Linked DNA regions of Mus musculus: region 2 is linked to region 1. A link is a loop called in an ENCODE intact Hi-C map of the cell type or tissue named here. Cell type or tissue: heart. All regions are shown on one strand. Each heading gives the region's core, and the rest is flanking DNA. Links, peaks and the distances in the headings are about the cores only.

What was found. A loop is a pair of places that touch in the nucleus more often than their neighbours do. Peaks named below come from ENCODE experiments on the same cell type or tissue, not always from the same donor. Only the 100,000 strongest peaks of a DNase experiment are listed, where the experiment ranks them.
Region 2: it touches region 1 in a loop (4-fold over the local background); 7 of 42 quality-filtered maps call a loop at or near these places.

Annotation. Positions count from the first base shown.
Region 1 is chr14:120,334,053-120,339,428 of GRCm38, reverse strand. All of the region lies in intron 2 of Mbnl2 (muscleblind like splicing factor 2), which reads right to left. Among named protein-coding and RNA genes, the nearest start is that of Gm52122, 16 kb to the right of the region's middle. In heart, for the core only: no CTCF peak of the experiment used is centred there; DNase peaks (open chromatin) are centred at 1,648, 2,388 and 2,798; H3K27ac peaks cover 1,849 bases.
Region 2 is chr14:120,385,303-120,390,678 of GRCm38, reverse strand. It overlaps Mbnl2 (muscleblind like splicing factor 2), which reads right to left. Exons shown (of 8, transcript NM_207515.2): 4 at 5,088-5,288; 5 at 1,516-1,779. It overlaps Gm26679 (a long non-coding RNA gene), which reads left to right and starts at 1,779. Exons shown (of 3, transcript XR_003951152.1): 1 at 1,779-1,845. LOC115486414 (a long non-coding RNA gene) reads left to right here and starts at 1,936. Exons shown (of 2, transcript XR_383782.4): 1 at 1,936-3,358. In heart, for the core only: no CTCF peak of the experiment used is centred there; DNase peaks (open chromatin) are centred at 248, 1,078, 1,768 and 3,228; H3K4me3 peaks cover 794 bases; H3K27ac peaks cover 1,224 bases.

The DNA.
Region 1 (5,376 bases), core at 141-5,140:
GTTAGAAGCTTCAACATTTCATGAGAAAAATACCACCTTAAGAGTAAAGGCTCGCCGGGCAGTGGTGGCACTTGCCTTTAATCCCAGCACTTGGGAGGCATAGGCAGGTGGATTTCTGAGTTCAAAGCCAGCCTGTTCTACAGAGTGAGTTCCAGGACAGCCAGGACTACACAGAGAAACCCTGTCTCAAAAAAAAAAAAAAAAAAGTAAAGGCTTAAAGAAAAAATTTTTTTTCTTATCACCTAGAATAAGCCAAGAGAATTATAAGAAGACGTCCTACTTGTTCTTTATATAACCAAATTCCATCACCCGCTGGAAGTAACCCTAGTCATACTAAAAGAACTGAAACCTGGCAGGTGGATAGGCTTCATTTTGCAGACTTTGGAATACTGAGGATCAAATGCCACACCACTGATACACACCCAGGCCTGGGCAGAGGGCTTACGGGGCTCCAGGGAGCTGATGTCCACAGTGGGACAGTGATTGACACTGGTTCTGCCTGTTTGTTTGCTTTCAAGACATGGTTTCTTTATGTCATCACCAACATCTTGTCCCCAATGCCTTCTCCAACTTCCCCAGGCCTGCATGATTTCACTCCCTCTTGTCTGCGTATCTTGTTCCCGGGGGCTGGCAAATACTTCCATCCCATGGGGCCATCTCCTTTTCTCAGCACCTGTAAAGCTTCTTTTCAAAGGACATCCACCCCCTCCCCTTCTTCTTCCTTCCCCTCCCCTTCCCCTTCCTCTTTCCCCTCCTGTTCCCCTTCTCTTCTTCCTTCCTCTCACCTTCCCCTTCCTCTTTCCCCTCCCCCTCTTTTTCCTCCCCCTCCCTTTCCCCTTCCTCCTTCCTCTCCTGCTCTTCCTCCTCCCACTCCCCCTCCTCAAGGTCTCAGCCCTGAAAGCAACACATTGAAGGCAGCTCCCTCCCTAGCAATCACTTCTGCATAACACTGTCCCTAAGGATATTATTTCCATTGGAATTCCTTGCTTCTTTTCCATTGCAACAGAAGGTGGGAAACAAGAAACATATTTTTGGAAGGAGAAGAAACCTATATCTGGTTGATTTGTGTGTTGCCCCCCACCCCCCAAGAGAATGACAGCACATGAGGTCAACACACTAATTTCCAATGCCTGGCTGAAGGGCACCCACACTGGACACTCAGTGTTTCATGAATGAATAGGGCCTTTGATACATTATGGTTATTTTCCTTTGTTAAAAAGTAAACCGAGGGACAATAAAAGCTTAAAGAGTTTATTTGGACAAAGAGCAATTCAGTTGCTGGGTGCCCGGGATTGGCTGTGCTTGGGCCCCCTTTTGTTTTAGTGGAGGCACTTAGAAGGAATGGCGAGTGGAGTGCAAGGTTTGCTTATGTTTGCAAATCAAACAAAGCCAAGGTCACAGGGAGGGTGGACTGTGTGTCTGCTCAGCAGCTCTTCTGGCCTGGTGTCTACTTCAACCTGTTCTGATCTTGAGTTGGTGGCTGCCCTGTCATTGTTTCTCCAGAACAACTGCAAACTCTGTGAGAAGCCCCAGCTTTTTGTTCAGGAACCCGATTCAGCTCTTGGCTCTGCTGGGGACTAAATGGTTGCTTGCAGAACACGGAAATGAATACACCTGTCTGAAGTGCTCCAGGAAGTCAAGTTTCTCTGTTCATGGCTTCGCATTCCAGTGAGAACACACTGGTTCGACTGGAATTCCTCACTAAGGATGCTGCTCCCCAGCATTTTCCAGATGTTGCAGCTTCTGTGAAAGGCTGGGTGCCCAACGGGAATGAAAACGGGGCCCCGTGAATTAGCAGAGCCCAATGAAGCCTGCAGATGATTAATTTTAGATTCCAAGCATCTGGGTCAGAGCTGAGTTTCACGGCAGCTGTGGAAACCATCTCTTTGGTATCATTAATGATTTTCCTAAGGGCTGGGAGCGCCTGAAATACGCCTTCATATGAGATTTGAGTCTGAACTGGATGGATATTTAATAACAACTTAACATATATTGCATTCACCATGGGAGAGCTTCCTATTTTTAAAATGATGGTCAATGTATCTTCTGGGTGGGGTGGGATGTGCGCGTGTGTGCATCTGCGGTACAGCGAAGGCCTGAGGTTAACACAAAGTAACATTCCTCAATCACGGTTTGACCTTATTCATTAATTTAACTTATCTGTTTATTTTGAGGTGGGACTTCATAGCCAATCAGTCTAGTGAGCTCATGTCCAAAAATAAATAAGTAATCATATTGAATATTCCCGTTTCCACCACCCCCCGTGTTAGGATTATACATGTTTATCACACCTGACTTTTATACATGGTTGCTGGGAATAACTCAGACCCTCCTTCTGGCTCAGGAAGCACTTCACCCACTGGGCCCTCTTCCCAACGCTGGGTTATTCATGTGACTTAAGCAGCTAATAACGCTCTCAGTCAAAAGCCAGATGCACTATCCTGGTTTTTAAAAGAAATGTCCTGGAAGATGATAATACTTTAAGGGAAAAGAAAACAAGCAGAAAGCTGACGTTCTGGCTTTAAAGAGGCTAAGGCCTTGGAAGCATTTTCTTATCCTTCGCCCGCTGGAGCTATTTCATCCGCTCTAAGGCATAATCCCCAGTGTGGATATTCAGCCTCAGGTTGTGAGAAAAAGGGCTTGTCGGTCACATCACTAAAATTCTAGTCCGTGGGGCAGCATGGCCACCCTAAGTGTGACTACAAAGAGCTAGGCTGACACCTCCTCCCTCCCAGTTTGGGAGGCTTGGGAGTCTGAAAGGTCAGCTCTCAGGGGGTGGAGCTGTCCTCGGAGTATCATGTTGTTCTTGGCCACGACAGTGCTGAAAGAGAGTAATGCAACTATGCTGTAATCTCTGAGCCGGAAGACACTGAATCCATCCAAGTGGAAAGAATATGCTAGTTAGCAGTAGTAGGGTCAGTTCATGAGGAAACTGCAGAACAGGTGAAGTTCATCGGTGACGTAGCCCCTGCAGAGCGAGCCTGGTCTCTATAGCTCCAGGACTGTGTCCCTTGGCATGGTATACATACACTTGGCATTGTCTGACAGCTGCCTTAGGTTTCTTGGGCCTTTGTTCCAGTATGCAGGGACAAACACATCCCAGGTTTCAGGGTCTCTGTAGTAAAAGTAGGGGAAGAAGGGGCGCCTCCCATTCTAAAATGGAAATTGACTGGTTTGATGGGTCCAACTGACATTATTTATAAACAGGATACTTCCCGGGGATGTCTAAAGTTCTCTCTCTCAGGGAACAGGAGCTTTATTAGTGATTTTTTTTTCCTTTTTTAAGTAAGAGGACACTTCCAGCATGTGTGACACATGACGAGAGCTTATGGTGTAGACATCTCATGGCTGGCTGAATAGAAGAGCAGATCTTTGCCTTTGAATTCACGGAGCAGCACTCTGTAATAAGAGCTGGGCATGGCTTCTGCCCCGGCAGGGCACCATGGAGAAAAAGCAACATCGTTTAAAGATAATGACTCCATGGAAGAAAAGAGAAGTATGGTAATCGGGAAAACAAGAAAAGAAAAAAAAAAACCTCAGAAATAAAATAATAATAATAATAATAATAATAATAATAACTTTTGAATTGAATGAATTTAACTTCATAGGAAAAACATAGGTCAATGCTCTAGTTTTAGAATGACTGGTGAAAAAGAAAAAACAAAACAAAACATGATTGTGATTAACGCCAGCCTCAGTCTGTAACAAGTTTGGATAACTGTACAGATGCCCCAAGGTGACCCAAAATAAAACACTCACTGCCCCTCCCCCCGCCCGTGCACATGTGCATGTGCGTGTGTCACAGGCAATCAAACCTTGAAAATCACATATGCTGTTCAAGCATGCCACCTCTGGGCCGCAAACCCAGCCTGCTCCTTCCATTTTAGTAGCTTTTAAATGACACTTGAGTTGAGTCTCCATGTATCCTTCCTGCCGGAACAGCTACAATCACTGAGCACGACGTACAAGTGTCTTTTGGGATGTAAATCAAAGGACCATCTTTGTGCGGAGCCTTTACTGCTCATATTTATAATGGATTATGGGGAACTTGGAAAACAGGTAGCCAGAAAGGTTGTATGGATTTTATCAGAATAGTTCTACGTTTAAAACTTGGGGATATATTTCTTTATGTCCTTCTGCAGGCAACAGCTGCCAGTTGTTGGGACAGAAGAAAAGAGTTCCTACCTCGTGGCTCCTCCTTCTCCCGGAGAAAAACGGGTAACCGACAAACAGGAAGCACCACTTAAGGATGAGTTCTGTGTTAGTGTGGATAGGGCTGTGATATTCAAGTTCATGCCAGACTCCAGTGAAGAACCAGGCTACAGTTACCTGGATGAAGACCATCCCAGGGGAAAAGAAGAGCTAACTTAAAGGTCTTGCAGAGACCTCTGTAATCACCCGTGTGATTGCAGAGTCAACTGGGCCAGATATACAGCTGAGTCCAGGTTACAGTGGGTTTCAAGGGGCTTCAGACTTCACGGATGACGCAGGAGACGGTTGAAAACAGGCATGAGCGCTATGACTTTACACTTGTTACTGTAAACGTGTATGGGGGGCAGAAGGGAGTCCTCCCACCGCAATTATAAATACACACTAAAAAAAGACAAGAACAGGTCTTGCAGTAGAGCAGACATGGAAGTTTCTGTCTTAGTGTTCTAATGCTGTGAAGAGATGCCGGGAGCTGAGAGTTCTACACCTGGATCTGAAGGCAGCAGGAAGAGAGAAGACACTGGGCCTGGCTTGGGCCCTTGGAACCTTAAAGCCAGTGATACACTTCCTCCAACAAGGCCACACCCACTCCGACAAGGACCCACTTCCTAACGGTACCACTCCCCGATGACTACATATTCGAATCTATGTTCCTATGGGGGAGGGGGGGGTCACTCTTAAGAACAGATTCAAGTTGGGCTTACATTAAGGTCCTTAATTAATCAACTGAATGAATGATATCGTCTGTTGAGAAGGAGAATACTTGGTGGCAACAGACACACGAATGGGGCTGAGGACACAGCTCAGTGATGGAGTACTGGCTCAGCATGTGTTCAATCCCCACTACCACAAAATAAAAAAGCATGGGAAACAAGGATGTGGAAGGAGACAGTGATGCCGAGTCACTCAGCTATCTATGTGGAGAGGCAGGTAAGCAGTGGACTCCCGGAGTTGAGGTAGGAATTAATTCTAAAGGTAGGATGGAAGAAGTGCTCAGCAAGTCTCCTGGCATTGTATTGGACGAGGCCATATCAGGAGTCAAGATTTCTGGCAAATGTGTGTGCAGACACAGGGCTCTAAATGGGAGCGCTCGTTTGATAAGTTATGAGAGCAGTAAGTGCCTGTGACGGATGGGAGGGAACCCAAGCATGGAGCGTGGGTGGATGC
Region 2 (5,376 bases), core at 224-5,223, 51 kb before region 1:
GAACCTGGGTCCTCTGGAAGAGCAGCCAGTGCTTATAAGCACTGAGCCATCTCTCCAGCACCTAGACTACACTCTCAGGTGCCTTTCATCTCTGAAGTCCTATCTATTCTTGCCCAGGGAGGGTACGCTTCTGTGTCCTTCCTTCTCTCTGGAGCCCACCATGCTTCCCACGCTGTGGCTGACAAGCACAGTTGCTCACACTCTACATGCCAAGCTCCTGAAGGGCAAAGCAACCAGCCTCCTTCATTCACCCCACCCAGCAGGTGCCGAGGGCTGGCAGGCTCTAAGTGGTTTCTATGAATGGGTGCGAGTGATGTGCCCACTGTACATGTAAAGATTTCTAAAGTAAATTCATTAAAAAAATCTCTGCAACCTAGTGCCCTGGTTTTCAGCTGTGGGTGTGCACTGGAGTTGAGTCGCCCCAAAGATTCAGAGGGCCTGGGCCTGGTTCCTTCCCAAACCATAGCACTGTACCAGCTGCTATAGGGTTAGGCATCAACGGTAGATCCTTCCCAAACCCTTCAGTTGATTCCTGAATACAACCGAGCCCGAGGAGTGGTCTGGGCATGTGATTCTCAAATGTTAGCGTGCATACAGAACACCTGGGGGGCGTTTAAATGTTATGTGTATGTGTGTGTCTGTGTCTGAAGATGTACATTTACTAGGAGCCAGACCAGCTCCCCTGGAGCTGGAGTTACAGATGTTGTGAGCCACCTGATGTGGATGCTGGAAAGCCAACTCCAGTCCTCCCAAAGACTGTCCACACTTGACCACTGAGCTGTCTTTCCAGGCCCTAAATCTTCTGATTCCGAGACTCTAGGTGAGACAAGATTCTGGAGTCTTTATAGGCTCCCAGACGGTCAAAATGACAATGCTTCCTGTGGCCGAGGAGGCTGTGAGATTCAGGAGAGATAGCAGCATTGGTTCCTGAGGGACAGTGAGGAGAGTTAAAGGGCTAGCCTGGGTTAGAGGTCTTCTAGGTCGTTCGTTTTAGCACCAGCTAGCTCAGTTCCATTTCATCCTTTCCTGAGTGGCTGCTGTGCTTGTACTCGCCCTGACCTGTTGGCAGGCAGCCCAGCCAAGGGGAAATGGGGGGAGGAGAAGCTAGTGATCGACGGGGTCACTGGTTGCTGGGCATTTCTGAGGGCTACCCCTTTCCCCCCTAACTGACTGTAGCATAGGGCTGTACCACTTGCTTTGTCTCCTGGTTCACTGCAAGGCCCTAGACCCATGATCCTAGTAAGGATGGGGGAGGTTTGGAGACCAGATTGCAGAGGGGACAGAGCTCACAGCTTGGGTTCCCTGAACCTTGGGGATTTAGTTATTGTGAAGGGAAGGAAGGGCAAAACAGAACAAAACAAGAAGGGGTGGGGGATGACGACAGAGCTTAGGCAGCGGAGCAGCGGGAATGGCAGCCTTGTCTCCCAGCTGCCCGGAGGCACAGCTCCTTCCCACCCGCAAGCACCACCCGCGGCCTGGGAGGCGCAGCAGTGCGGGCGCGGCGGGCGCACTTACCATGACTGTGGCCGCGGCCGCGGCTGCCTGGGCGGCCACCGCGGCCTGGTTGGCTTGGTGCTGCGCAGCTTTGATTTTGGCCTGCAAGTGTGCAGGAGGGTGAAAATATTTGCATTTCTCCCTCATGCAACGCCCCTTTATGTAATCCATACAAACGGTTACGGTGTTGTCGTTTGTGTCGATCATGGTGCTGTCTGCCGGGTGTGCAAAGCGGCAGTCTGTCTCTCCCCGGGCACAGTTTCCTCGCTGGAACTCCCTGCATACCTGAGATAACGGGAAAGAGCAGAGTGCTGCAGAAGAAAGCCTGGTGGCCACCGCGCCAACGGAGGGGTAGGTCGGGGAGAGGACCAGGTGCAGGTAGAGGAGGAGGAGGAGGAGGAGGAGGAGGAGGAGGAGGAGGAGGAGGAGGAGGAGGAGGAGGAGGAGGAGGAGGAGGAGGAGGAGTTGGAGGAGATGATTTCCCTTCATGGTGTCTTTAGGTTCAGAGGGTAAAACTGTAATGATCTAGAACCCAAGTTACCCAAATTGCTAAAGAGTTAATTTGGGTTTTGTTTTGCCCACTTTTCTAGGGTGGATATCAAAATTGAGAAATTAATCTGAAATCTGTTCTTTACCTAAAACGGCAAAGGAAAAATAATTGAACAAAGACACCACTGTTCTTGCAAAGTTAGCGTATTTGTTTCCATTACCTACTTACGTCTTTGAACGCCTGTGTGGAAACAGTTATACAACCTGTGCATATATCTACCTATTATACAGCATGCACATCTGTATGTGTGTGTGTGTGTGTCTGTGTGTCTGTGTGTCTGTGTGTCTGTCTCTCTATCTGCCTGTCAATCAATCAATCAATCAATCATCTATTTGCTATCATCCCACCCTCCTTTTTACTATGCTTACGTGACCAGAGTTATATAATTCACATATACTTTCTTTTTATTTATTTTTCCTTCTCTTCCCTCCCTTCCTTCCCCTTTTCTTCCCTTCAAGTTCTCTCTAGTCACTCTATCTATGTCTTACAATGCTTCTGTGCTGGTTACATCTCTCTCTCATTCTCTATCTCTCTGTCTCTCTCTCTCTGTCTTTCTCTCTCTCTCTCTCTCTCTCTCTCTCGCAGTTGGTACCCCCTACTACGATAGTATCTTTGGGGTGCTATCTGTTCCTGGTACAAAAGGATGGTTAGCCTGTATACCAAGCTATCACAGTATATAGACAGTTCTGGGGAAATGACCCATCTGTTCACCTCTCTGAGGATGAGAGCAAAGCTCCTGACTGTGAAGTTTCCTCCCTCCCCACCCCACATCCTACAAAGGTATCACAGGTAAAACCACCAATCGCAGGAACTAGCACTTTCAGCATCAAGACTTTCATTTTAAACTCACTGTAGTATTTTTTGCTCACTCCCAAAGAAGAAGAAAGGAGAGAAAGACAGAGAAATAGAGCAAGAAGAAAAATGAAAACAAACAGAACAGAGAAGTTAGAACTGCTGGTCTCAAACAATTGAACTTCTCTATCCTCTGAACCCTATAGTGAGAGCCAAGAGTTCACTATACAGATGCACTCTGTGGACATCGAGTACTCTTCATTCTAGATGGTATGAAGTAAGAAAAGCCTCTGCATATTACTTATGTAATTCATCCTTGCTATAAATACCAGCAGGAAAGAGCCCAGAAAATTGTGAAGTAGCCTCTTCTGGGCTCCGGTCCCATAGCCAGGAAACGTAAGCATTGGTTTGTTTCCTGGTCACCAGTGATGTTGCTGAAGGGACAGAGATAAGAAGCTCAAGTCTGTACAAGGCAGTCATTTCTGAGGATTTCACTGACCTGTGGCCAAGCCAGGTTGACAGGTAAGTATTGATTGAATCTCAAGAGTCGTTCCCAATTTCTTCCTGTTTGGGTACTGGCCAACGTCTCACCATGAGTTACAAACATTTCTAAACTAAAATCTAGTCAGATCTTCACCTAGATTCTGGCTTTGCTCACTCTGTTTTTCAACAGAATCTCATGGAGCCGAGGCCAGCTTCGGAGTAACTATGTAGCAGAGGCTGGCCTCGAACTGCCAATCTCCAGGCCTCTTCCTCCCACGTGCTGGAATACCACATCCAGGGTTATTGAAGCTCTGAGTCCTGCCTATCTGACCTTCACAGGTCTAGCTGGAGCTCACAGATGTTCTGTGTGTCTGTCCTGGTATGTAAAGGACAAAGGCTGATCTGTAAGGTCATCTGCCAGTCTCGGGTGTCTTGTCTACCAATCCTGTAGAAAAGACCTTTAGTTCTCAACCTTTCTCATGTTATTTGGTTTTTGCTGTCATACCCTGAGCACCTAAGCTCCCTCAGCCCCAGCAGGTAGAGGCTAAAACATTTCCCTTCTCAGAACAGATCTCAGTAGCCCTAGGCTAGCCTAAAGTTTCCCAAACAGTAGTGACTCGTTTATTCTCTTCAGCTAAACATCACTGTACTCTGGACAAACTAAGCAAAAAAAAAAAAATGTAGTTTTGAAAATATTTGTTGTTTGACATCCTGAAGTCTAAAACATTCGCCAGGGGCTAAGCAATAAACATTTCTTGCCCCCAAGATATATTTGGTTAGTTTTAAAATTCATGCACACTGGGAGAATAGTCCTTAACAGGTCTGTATTCTAAATATACAGAGATTACCTAACAATCCTAATCAATAGTGGAATTAAAGGAAACTTTTCAGAAATCCACCAGAATCTTTACATAACCACATGAAACGCCCTATCGTGTGTCACAGGGAGTGTGAAGCAAGACTAATAGGAGAACCCTTGGCTCTGACTAAAGAAAAATTTTATTCAACAAAGTCCGGGAGGATTTACCTGATCCAAATGCAAAAGTGTATGTGTAAAAATATATCTATTTAACCCTTTCAAATATTATAAAACATTTGGATTTACTTTAAAGACACCAGATCAGTAACCAAATTGACTCAGGCTACACTTTCTCCTACTTACTAATAAAGCCATTAAGACATGCAACAGCATCCACAGCTGATTCATAGAACTGTTGGGGGCGCTCCCATTTCCCTGGCCTGTTGGGCTTCTGACCATTTCCAGAACTTTCTGGGGTCCACTAAAACTATTTCTACTGTACACAGCACTTAAGACCAACTCTCTGGCTTGCATCCTGATTACTTCCATATTCTACTGGTGGATGTTTATTTAGTGTTTCAAGACAGGCTCTCACTCTGTAGCCCACAGTGAACTTCTCTGAAACCTGGTCTGGCCTTGAACTTGTGGCAGGCTCCTCACACCAGCTCCTTGGCCCTGCTGTTACAAACACAGGCCACCATGTCTAGCTTAATGTTTTATTCTTATACATAGAACCCAAGCAGCTGGCATTTGCTTATATCAAAGTTGTTCTTTGCCTCTAGGATAATCTCCTTTATACAGGGCATCAATTTTATAGCATGGAATTGTGAATACATGAGATTGCAGCAGTGTGTGCGTGAATGTGGCCTTTCTCTGCAAGATGAAATTATTTTACAAGCATCCATCCATTCTCACAGTCAGACACTTCTATCATCAACGCATCTCCAAACACGAACATAATTGAAATACCTCCAGTTTATCAGTCCTGAGAAGTTTCTGAGTTGCAGTTGAGCCCGGGACAGTGACCGGTGGACTTCCGGGAACAATGACCGGTGTAGTGGGTAGAACCTCTGTTGGGACTAACCCAACTCCAGGGGTGACAGGCGCTAAGTAAGGAGCAAAGCTAATAGCCGCATTTGTCCCTATGGTGGGACCTACAGGAAAAGTGGGCTGTCGAAGGAAAACAAGACAGGAAAAACTCTTTTAGTGCAGAACTTACTAGTGAGAGTCTTTTGAGCAAGAATTCACTCAGTCATTA